2 separate regions of the Homo sapiens genome follow, and region 1 is linked to region 2. Evidence: read pairs that join two places in POLR2A ChIA-PET (ENCODE). Cell type or tissue: PC-9. All regions are shown on one strand. Region 1 overlaps IRAK2 (interleukin 1 receptor associated kinase 2). Region 2 overlaps FANCD2 (FA complementation group D2).

Evidence for each region. Peaks named below come from ENCODE experiments on the same cell type or tissue, not always from the same donor. Only the 100,000 strongest peaks of a DNase experiment are listed, where the experiment ranks them.
Region 1: POLR2A ChIA-PET joins it to region 2 with 6 read pairs; 5 of 35 experiments call an interaction of 5 or more read pairs at or near these places.

The regions. Positions count from the first base shown.
Region 1 is chr3:10,204,747-10,209,746 of GRCh38, reverse strand. IRAK2 (interleukin 1 receptor associated kinase 2) reads right to left here. Exons shown (of 13, transcript NM_001570.4): 4 at 55-158. Among named protein-coding and RNA genes, the nearest start is that of TATDN2, 41 kb to the left of the region's middle. In PC-9, no CTCF peak of the experiment used is centred here; DNase peaks (open chromatin) are centred at 2,416 and 3,916; H3K27ac peaks cover 3,504 bases.
Region 2 is chr3:10,092,466-10,097,465 of GRCh38, reverse strand. FANCD2 (FA complementation group D2) reads right to left here. Exons shown (of 44, transcript NM_001018115.3): 39 at 4,143-4,181; 40 at 3,103-3,177; 41 at 2,192-2,266; 42 at 994-1,140. It also overlaps a transcript of FANCD2OS not described here. Among named protein-coding and RNA genes, the nearest start is that of FANCD2OS, 13 kb to the left of the region's middle. RefSeq lists an enhancer at 48-595. In PC-9, no CTCF peak of the experiment used is centred here; no DNase peak of the experiment used is centred here.

The DNA of each region.
Region 1 (5,000 bases), 110 kb before region 2:
GAACTACACGCTGGGAGACATGGCTTGGGGGCTGCAGCCGAGGGGTGGATTTACCTTTGAATCAGACGAAGTGGGGAGGTCGCTTCTCAAGGAATGAGGGGCATCTTCTTCAGGAGGCTGGAGAAAGGCCGGCTGGTGGGCTCTGGCTGGAGAGGACCCTGGAAAGGAGGGACTATGGGTCAGGATGCAGCCTCGGGGAGGAAGACAGGAGGGATCCTGGTCTAGTCCTCAGACTATGCCAGTCTCCTGTTCACTCCCCAAACACTTGTTGCTGCCAATTCCTGACACCCACCATGTGCCAACCAACACACTCCTCAAGCATCACCTCAGGATAAGCCTCTGACTCCCCTACAACCTGGGGCCTGTTTATCATCCCAGTTGGCAAGTGGAGACACGGAGACACCGGAGGTAGACGCAGTGCTCAGGACCACCCAGCCAGTAGATGGTAGAGCCGAAATTCAGACGGAAATCTGTTTGACTTCTAGGCCCTGCACTATCTCACCTCCTACTCAAAGAGCAGAAAAAGACACAGAGGTGAACTAGCTACCAAGCCTGCCTTCCAGAAACCTCCACCAGGGCAGGGATGCAGTAACTATCCTCCGAGGATACATCCCACGGGAGAGCGAGGTCAGAGGCAGGAGAGACCATAACAGGCTGGGAGATGAGGAGGGTTCACAGAGGAAGTGGCACCTGACCTGGGCTTGAAATATGGAGAAACGTTTTCAACAAGCAGATATGGGGCAGTGGAACCAGCCCATGCAGAGGTGGGGCAGTAGAAGGGCCCGGGGCTGGAGTAAGTTAACATCTAGGTACATGAGTTAGCAAACATCATGCCAGGCACTGTTCTAAATACTTCACATCTGTAATACCAGCACTTTGGGAGGCTGAGGCAGGAGGATTGCTTCAGCCCAGGAGTTTGAGATCAGCTTGGGCAACATGACAAGATCCCGTTTCTACAAAAGATTTTTTTTCTTTTTTTTTTTTGAGATGGAGTCTCCCTCTGTTGCCCAGGCTGGAGTGCAGTGGCACAATCTCGGCTCACTGCAAGCTCCGCCTCCCGGGTTCACACCATTCTCCTGCCTCAGCCTCCCGAGTAGCTGGGACTACAGGCGCCCGCCACCACACCCAGCTAATTTTTTGTATTTTTAGTAGAGATGGGGTTTCACTGTGTTAGCCAGGATGGTCTCGATCTCCTGAACTCGTGATCTGCCCACCTTGGCTTCCCAAAGTGCTGGGATTACAGGCATGAGCCACTGCGCTCAGTCCTACAAAAGATTTTTTTTTAATAGCCAGGTATGGTGGTGTACACCTGTGGTCCCCTCTACTTGGGAGGATGAGGATCACTTGTGCCCAGGAGGTCAAGGCTATATTGAGCCATGATCACACCACTGCACTCTAGCCTAGGAGGCAGAATGAGACCCTGTCTCAAAAAAAATCCTTCCCGTGCGTTAACTCATCTAATCCTCATGCCAATCAGGAAATAAGGTACCACTGCACCATTTTCATTGCCTCTTTGCAGATGGTGAAATGAGGCATGGAGAAGTTAAGTCACTTTTCCAAGGGCCTTGGCCTTTGGCCAAGGCCTGCTTCTGTGCGGACCAGCCACCATGGCCCACCTCACCCACAGTCTGTGCCTGCGCCCACCGAGGAGCCCCCCTACCAGACGGCCTCATTAGTCTTCAGATTAATCTTCACATGGGGCACACAGTCATCAGTGGTTCCAGTGTCTATGTTCTTTTTTTTTTTTTTTTTTTGGAAACAGAGTCTCACTCTGTCACCCAGGCTGGAGTGCAGTGGCACAATCTCAGCTCACTGCAAACTCCCCCTCCCAGGTTCAAGCGATTCTCCTGCCTCAGCCTACGAAGTAGCTGGGACTATAGGCGTGCGCCATGATGCCGGCTAATTTTTGTATTTTTATTAGAGATGGGGTTTCACCATGTTGGCCAGGCTGGTTTTGAACTCCTGACCTCAAGTGATCCACTTGCCTCGGCCTCCCAAAGTGCTGGGATTATAGGCGTGAGCCACCATGCTTGGCCATGTCTATGCCCCAATCCCTTAGTGAGTGAACAAGATTCACAAGACGGAATGTTTGACAAGTAGTTTAGGGTCACTTAAACGTGAGGTTAAAGAGGGTGAAATTTCTTCACTAGGCCCCATGTGAAGATTAATCTGAAGACTAATGAGGCCATCTGGTAGGGGGGCTCCTCGGTGGGCGCAGGCACAGACCGTGGGTGAGGTGAGCCATGGTGGCTGGTCCGCACAGAAGCAGGCCTTGGCCAAAGGCCAGAGGCTTCAAACATCATCATCTGGAAATACCTAGGAAGCCCCATGGCAAGGACAGCTTCTGAGTAACTGGGGACCTGACCCTTCCAAAGGAAACTGGACTTGACCCCAAGATTACTGGATAAATCTACCTGCTTCAGGTATTTGTGGCTTACAACATCAGGAAAGGAATGACTCATCTGGAACTTTGGCTATTAAAAAATTTATTTTGGCCTGGGCACAGTGGCTCAGGCTTGTAATCCCAGCACTTTGGGAGGCCGAGGCAGGTGGATCACCTGAGGTTAAGAGTTTAAGACCATGAGCCAAGATTGTGCCACTGCACTCCAGCCTGGGTGACAGAGTGAGACTCCACTTCAAAACAAACAAACAAAAAAACAAACAAAAAGAGTTTAAGACCAGCCTGGCCAACATGGTAAAACCCCATCTCTACAAAAATACAAAAATTAGCCTGGCATGATGGCGAGTGCCTGTAATCCCAGCTACTTGGGAGGCTAAGGCAGGAGAATTGCTTGAACCAGGGAGGCAAAGGTTGCCGTGAGCTGAGCTGTGCCACTGCACTCCAGCCTGGGGGACAGAGCGAGACTGTATCAAAAAAAAAAAATTTGTTTTGGCCAGCACAGTGGCTCACACCTGTAATCCCAGCGCTTTGGGAGGCTGAGGCAGGTGGATCACCTGAGGTCAGGAGTTCGAGACCAGTCTGGTCAACATGGTGAAACCCTGTCTCTACTAAAAATACAAAAATTAGCCGGGCATGGTGGCACATGCCTGTAGGCCCAGCTACTCAGGAGGCTGAGGCACAAGAATCGCTTAAACCTGGGAGGCAGAGGTTGCAGTGAGCCAAGATCATACCACTGCACTCCAACCTGGGCAACAGAGCGAGACTCAGTCTCAAAAAACAAAAAACAAAAAATTTTATTTCACGAGACTGAAAGTAAAATCAGCCTGGCTAAACAATTAACCCACACAGATAGCTGATAACATGAAATCACCTGAGACAAGGTCTGGAGCCTGTCAAGGGGCTGCCCTCAGCCTCATTCCTGGGATCTTTGCCCTGCTGCTGTGTGAATCTAGCAGCCAGGAGAATGCGAGCTGGAGACCCCCAGCTGCTGGGAGCCTGGCTATCTGCGGGCCTGGCTGTGGCTGGCTCCAATCAATCCCTGCATCTGCATCCGGACCATGCTTCCCAGGGGCTGTTCCCCAGGCACTGTGTGCAGAGGGTACACTAGGCAGATAGGACTGTGATGGCCAACGGACACCCTGGAGAGTCTGCCTTAGACCGAAGGCAGGCCAGCAAGTGCCCACCCAGCCTTCCTCGGAAATGGCGCACCATGGTCCCAAGGCTCTCCCAGCCTTGCCCAGCTCCCTCTGCATTTTCTTGCAAGTATTTGTCCTAATGAAATCCTATCTTGTTGATGAAATCCTATCCTGTCTTGGTATCTGCCTCTCACCAAGGACCTGGACTAATGGAGGCCTCTGCTGGCCAGCACAGGGCCCCCGTCCTGCAGAAAGGCTGCTCTGTGATGGCCACTTCCACCCTTGCCCTGCCTTCTCTTGGCCTCAGCTCAGTACCCTTGGCCCGCATCCCTCAGACTGCAGTTATGTTCATCCGGTCTCCAAGTTTTTGGCCATGTCTGTGCCACCTCACTATGAGTCACCTGACGGTTTTCTTTCAACCAACTTTAATTCCAGTGTTATGTATTCAGCCTTGTGTTAAACAGTAATATCCATGAAGTCCCTAGTTCTTCTACACATGATCTATATTTGTGCTAACACCCAGGTTCTGTGTACCACTGCAGGTGTGGGCCCCACACTGGGAACCGCTGCTCCAGACTAACTTGAGTTCCATCCTGCTGCCAGGCCTGGCCACAGGGCAGGGCTGTCTCTGCACACAGGGTCCTTCTGTGCCCAGTAAATCTGAGGTCAGAGCTTGCCTCACACAAGTCATGAGTTTCCTATCTGACTTAATGCCTGGGGTTTGCTCAGGAGGCTCCCCCAGGCCTCTCAGTTTGGGGGAATCCCTGAGGCCTGCTCCTGCGACACATGAGGGCTATTAGTTGGGTTTATTTATCCCTGTGGTCTTGGGGAAAAGAAATGGACTCTGGTCTGGAAAATCAGACAGGACCCACCAGCCATTACTCTCCATCTCTCCCTACCCAGCCCTCCCCTCCTCTGGGGTCTAATCGGATTGGCTCCTCGTGCCTAGGGTAGTTATCTGTGGTAGGAGAAACTCACAACCATAATCTTTAAAGGCCCCCACTGTATGTCCAAGGGCAGAGAGAGGAGAATGAGAAGGAATTCTCCAGCTATCAAGGATATGAAAATCTCCCTGGATTCCATACAAACTAATCAGAAGTTGGCCATGGGTGGATCATTACTGAAGCCAGCTGATGGGGACATGGAGGGTCATTATGCTCTTGGCTTTTGTATGTTTGTAATTTTTTCATATAAAAATGTTTTAAAATAATGGCTAAGGGAGGGGAGGGAGATGGGGCAGGAGAGTAGATGAACAAGATGGGATACTTGTTGGGTGATAGTGATAGATGGGGCTTGGGGCTTCTACATAATCTTGTTTCCAAGAGTGAGGCACAGCTAATCAGAGGTCAGATCAAGTGCCAGGACTTAGCTAAAAAACAAACCATTTCCTATGGAAATGCTTCCAGAAGCTTTCTTTTTCTTGCTTTTCTTTTTTGCTCTGTTTTGTTTGTTTTTGTTTTTGA
Region 2 (5,000 bases):
TCAGCATGGAACGTCCCTGAGAAAGAGAATGCACACCTAGGGGTAGGTCTCTGAACTGGGCCCCCCCGGGTGTACCTGTCTCTTATGGTCGAGACTGCAGAGGTGAAATAAACTCCAGTCTCCTATAGCGCTCCCAGGCTTATTAGGAAGAGGAAATTCCCGCCTAATAAATTTTGGTCAGACCTGTTGATCTCAAAACCCTGTCTCCTGATAAGATGTTATCAATGACAGTGGTGCCCAAAACTTCATTAGCAATTTCAATTTCGCCTCGGTCCTGCGGTCATGTGATCTCACCCTGCCTCCACTTGCCTTGTGATATTCTATTACCCTGTTAAGTACTTGATGTCTGTCACCCACACCTATTCGCACACTCCCTCCCCTTTTGAAAATCCCTAATAAAAACTTGCTGTTTTTTGTGGCTTGTGGGGCATCACGGATCCTATCAACGTGTGATGTCTCCCCCGGACGCCCAGCTTTAAAATTTCTCTCTTTTGTACTCTGTCCCTTTATTTCTCAAGCCAGCTGACACTTAGGAAAATAGAAAAGAACCTACGTGATTATCGGGGCAGGTCCCCCAATAAGAGATTAATTTGTAATTTCTGGAATAAGACAGATTGGCTTAGGGGAAAAAAAATAACAAAAGAAATGTTTGTCCCTATACAAAAATGTTATTATGAATCTACCCTCAGTGGGGCTTAAAGGAGCTCCTCTAGCTGTGGAGAGAGGTTTGTACTGGTCTGACTCCTTTATGTCTGAGGCATTGTTTATATCAATGGCATGTTTTGGTGCCTTGCTGCCTAAGATGAGGGGTGCAGCCTGTGACCAGGGCCCATGAGTAATGTACCATAACTTTAAGAGTTAAACAGTCACAGACTTAAGAGAAAAGTAGCCTTACTGAGAGACGAGGGCTTAGGTGACCTTCCTTACATGCCATCTGATGCTGTCACAAAGAATAAGAGTAGGGGATTATCACTAGCAGGATCCAAGGCTTACCTGCAAGTCCCGGTTTTTTAGATTGCCCAGCCAGAAAGCCTCTCTACAATTGTTGAGAGTGAGCATAGCTTTGACTCTGCAAACTAAAAGTTCCAGGGTCTTTTTGAGCAGAGGCACATGTTGGGTGAGTCTCGTGTCCTGGTGAATCTGAATGGAAATAAATAACATCCATCTTTTGTGAGTTTATCATCATGCCTTCACATTTCTTATAGAAACCTTTGAATGTTGAATAAGAACACAAGCCCTGCCAGTATGGGCCAACGGTATGTTCCATCAAACAGGAATAGTTTGGCAGAGTAATCCAAAGAGAATGGCAGCTAAAGAATTCAAAGCCTAGAAGACATACCACCAACACCTCTAGTTCCTCTTCATAACCTCTTACTGGCCGATCTTCAATGAATTTACCTAAAATATTCTTGAATATATATTTTACTGATATTAAACAATAGAGTAGCCCTGTTTAGCTAAGAGAATTCCTTAAACATTCACTGTCCAGCCGGGAGGCGGAACTTGCAGTGAGCAGAGATTGTGCCACTGCACTCCGGCCTGGGCTACAAAGCGAGACTCCGTCTCAAAAAAAAAAAAAAAAAAAAATCACTGTTCAGGACCTTATAAATTTAGAACCAGAGGAGGAAGTAAGTAACAGAAACTGGACTCAAGAATCATTTGGTTTGCCAGTGACTGCAGAACTCTAGGGTTCTGTGTTCATTCAGACAAAACGTGACAATACCTCATTAACTATAAGAAGGCTTCAAGTGGAAAAATCCTTTAATGCTAAGATGTTCTCATAAGACATAGATGAGTTCCTTGAAAGTAAGTGGCACAGATGAAAGCCTCTACAGATGGCTGCTTTAGAGCCACCTCCTGTCTCCTGCAGGATCATCACTTACATCACAGTCCTGTTACCTAGAGGACTTTGCAGAAGTAAACATATACCAGCATTCTATTTCTGTCACCCAAGAAGTTTCTAGAGGAAAAAGAGCTTTGGAGTTTGAATCAAATTTCAGATGCGGAGATTCCCCTCTAGAGGACTGCCCAATCTCAAGGAGCAACTAAGGATTTGCTCTGAATAAACTGCCTTTGGACAGACACAGTCCCAGATATAAAGGAAGAAGGATGGTAGCCCATGGATCCCCCAATAGCAACTGCAGATTAAGCCAACAGGCAGGCTGCTGATAGAACCTGCTCCCCTTCTTACCTTGGAATGCCCACACAGGTGATGAAGCAGCCTTGTGTCCAACTGGAAGGTTTCCAGTAAGCTCAGAACATCTTCCTATAACCAATAAGTTTATAAATGCTCTATGAAATGTCCTGATTTCATTTTAGATTCAAGATACCCTTGCAATCAAAAGCTCCAAAGAGGATAAACTCTGCAGTTTCCAGCCTATGCTGATAATCATCTTAATTTGCCTCTCAAATAGGAGGAATAGCAGCTACCTCTTATTCTCAACTCTCCCATTTCTGTCCCTTGTATCAATCTGAGAGTTATAAGACCTGCATTTTAGTTTTACATAGGTTACCATGTCTCAGTTTTCCCATCTGCAACATTAGGATAAAATACCACCTTCCCTTTCTCTTTCAGGGCTGTGAGGGACCAACCAAATATGGTGAGTATTTTGTTCAACTTGCTAAATATGTATAGGAAATAATGTGATTCTATCCTTAATTCATCACTCTAGCCCTGGATGCCATTGGCTAAAAAACTGTCAAGACTGTTCATTACCACAGCAAAGGGTTTTATGACACAAATGAGCTTTTTTTTTTTTAAAATCATTTCTGAGAGTATACCTACAGAAGCATAAAGGAATAAGCAAATGACACACTGATACATGAGGACCTGAGAGTGCAGTAGCACAATAAAATCAAGCTAAAAGGAAGACCACTGTCAGATCTGGAGAAGAAATAGAAAGGTGGGTTTGATCCAGAGTGGGCCTGAGGAGTTCAGCCTACTTTGGAATATTCAGTCCAATTTGGGGATCTCTGGCTACAGCTGAAGTGGACCAGAGGAGCCCAGGTAGAACACTCCCAGCCCCACCCAGGAGTCACCAAGGACATATCTTCTGAGCAACTCTTCAGTGCATATCTTTGTTCTCTGCTCTTAGCTCTTACCCGGTGTTTTCTAAAACTGAAGTCTAGGAGCGGCATACATTGCTTCAGAAATGCTTCCACAAAGAGACGCCCATACTGAAGAAGAGAGACACACTGTTACCTCTAGCTGAGGTATCTCACTGAAAGGCCCCTGAGGCAGAATAGTCTCATCCAGCCCAAGGGTTTTATTTTCTTATTTATATATATAAAAAACAAATTGGGAAGGGTCCAAAAGGTTTATTTGGAGAATGTAACTTAATACAAAAATCAAATAGGCCTGTTAACTAAGCCCCAGAATTAGGCAGACTTACCTACCACAGATACAGTCGATGGACAGGGAACTTGCTCAGCTTAGGAGTGAGAGCATAGAGTAGAGGGGAGCTCTATCTGAGGATAACTTACTCCCAAGAGGGAAAAACTGGGTAAAGCTGAGAAAGCATATGACCAATTTCTAAATTTCCCAATCAGATAAATGACTCCTCTCTCCAACTTGCCCATCTCCCACATTGCGCAAGGGTGGAGTAAAAAGGGAGAGTGACCAGGAGATGACAAGAATGGGGCACCATCCACTTGGAAGGAAACTTGAGGAGTGGCGAAGTAGCATTCTCCCCATAACATTCTGACTGGACTTCCCATCAAATCTAGGGCTAATACAGGCTATTCCCACAAAAGAGAAGTTTGGCAATTATCAGGATATCAGATCCCACATTTGTAAGGCCACCCATAGACTTTAAAGAAAAATCATCTACTCCTCCTTCCTCCCTTTTGCCTGGTAAGGAATGGCACGGAAGGTAACTACTGCTCCTAAACTCAACTGCCCTGAAGCCATTCCTCCTAGTACTAAGATTCTTACCAAAAGTTTTCAAATTCATAGGAAAACTGGCTTCTCCAATCATCCAACTAGGGTGGGAAAATGCATCCATTGCCTTCCCTAAACTGGCATAGATTCTGGAAACTCTGGCTTGTGGGCAAGAAATTGAGCAATTTATCTCAGCTGAGGTCCTCTCTAGAGTGATCCACAGGAAGAATAAATATGAAACAGGGCCCAGTAAATCTCTCACCTTCAAACATACATGCAGAACAGGATGACTATCAAATACCTGGAGAGGTGAAAGACAAGAAACCAAGGCTGAGATCTGCTCCTTTGAGCACTCCAGCCTCTTTCCCGCTGCGCAAAGCACAGCTTTGGGTGCTGCAGAGAATTCTAAAATGGAGGAATGTCAACATTTAAATTAATATTACAAAGCAGAATAAAGTAATTATCACAACTGAAGTTCAAGAAAAGGAAGAGACGAGCAAAGAGAAATAAACTGATTCCAACTGGGAGTGTTGAGAAGATGGCATTATTAGAGGTCCAAAACCTTGATCTGAAGACTTAAGAAAGACTGGATGAGGCTGGGCATGCTGGCTCATGCCTGATATCCCAGCATTTTGGGAGGCTGAGGCTGGTGGATCACTTGAGCCCAGGAGTTCGAGGCCAGCCTGGGGAACAGAATGAGACCCTGTTTCCACAAAAAATAGAAAAATTAGCTGGGTGTGGTGGCATGTTCCTGTAGTCCCAGCTACTCCAGAGGCTTCAGTGGGAAGATTCTTGAGTCTAGGAGGTTGAGGCTGCAGTGAGCTGTGATCACCCTACTGCATTCCAGCCTGGACAACAGAGTGAGACCCTGCCTCAAAAAAAAAAAAAAAAAAAAAAAAAAGACATGAAAGAGGTGGAGAGACAAGGACATTCTAGGCTGGGGGAACAAGCTGAGCAAAACCACGATGGAGTGGGTGAGAGCACAGTGTGTTTAAAGGAGAACGAGGGCATTCAGGGTTAGAAGAGGGAATGTGCGCTCAGATCATAGAGGATCCAAGGCAAGGTGAAAAAGTGAGGGAATTACAGATGGAAGGAGTCATTAAATAGTATTGTGGCATAA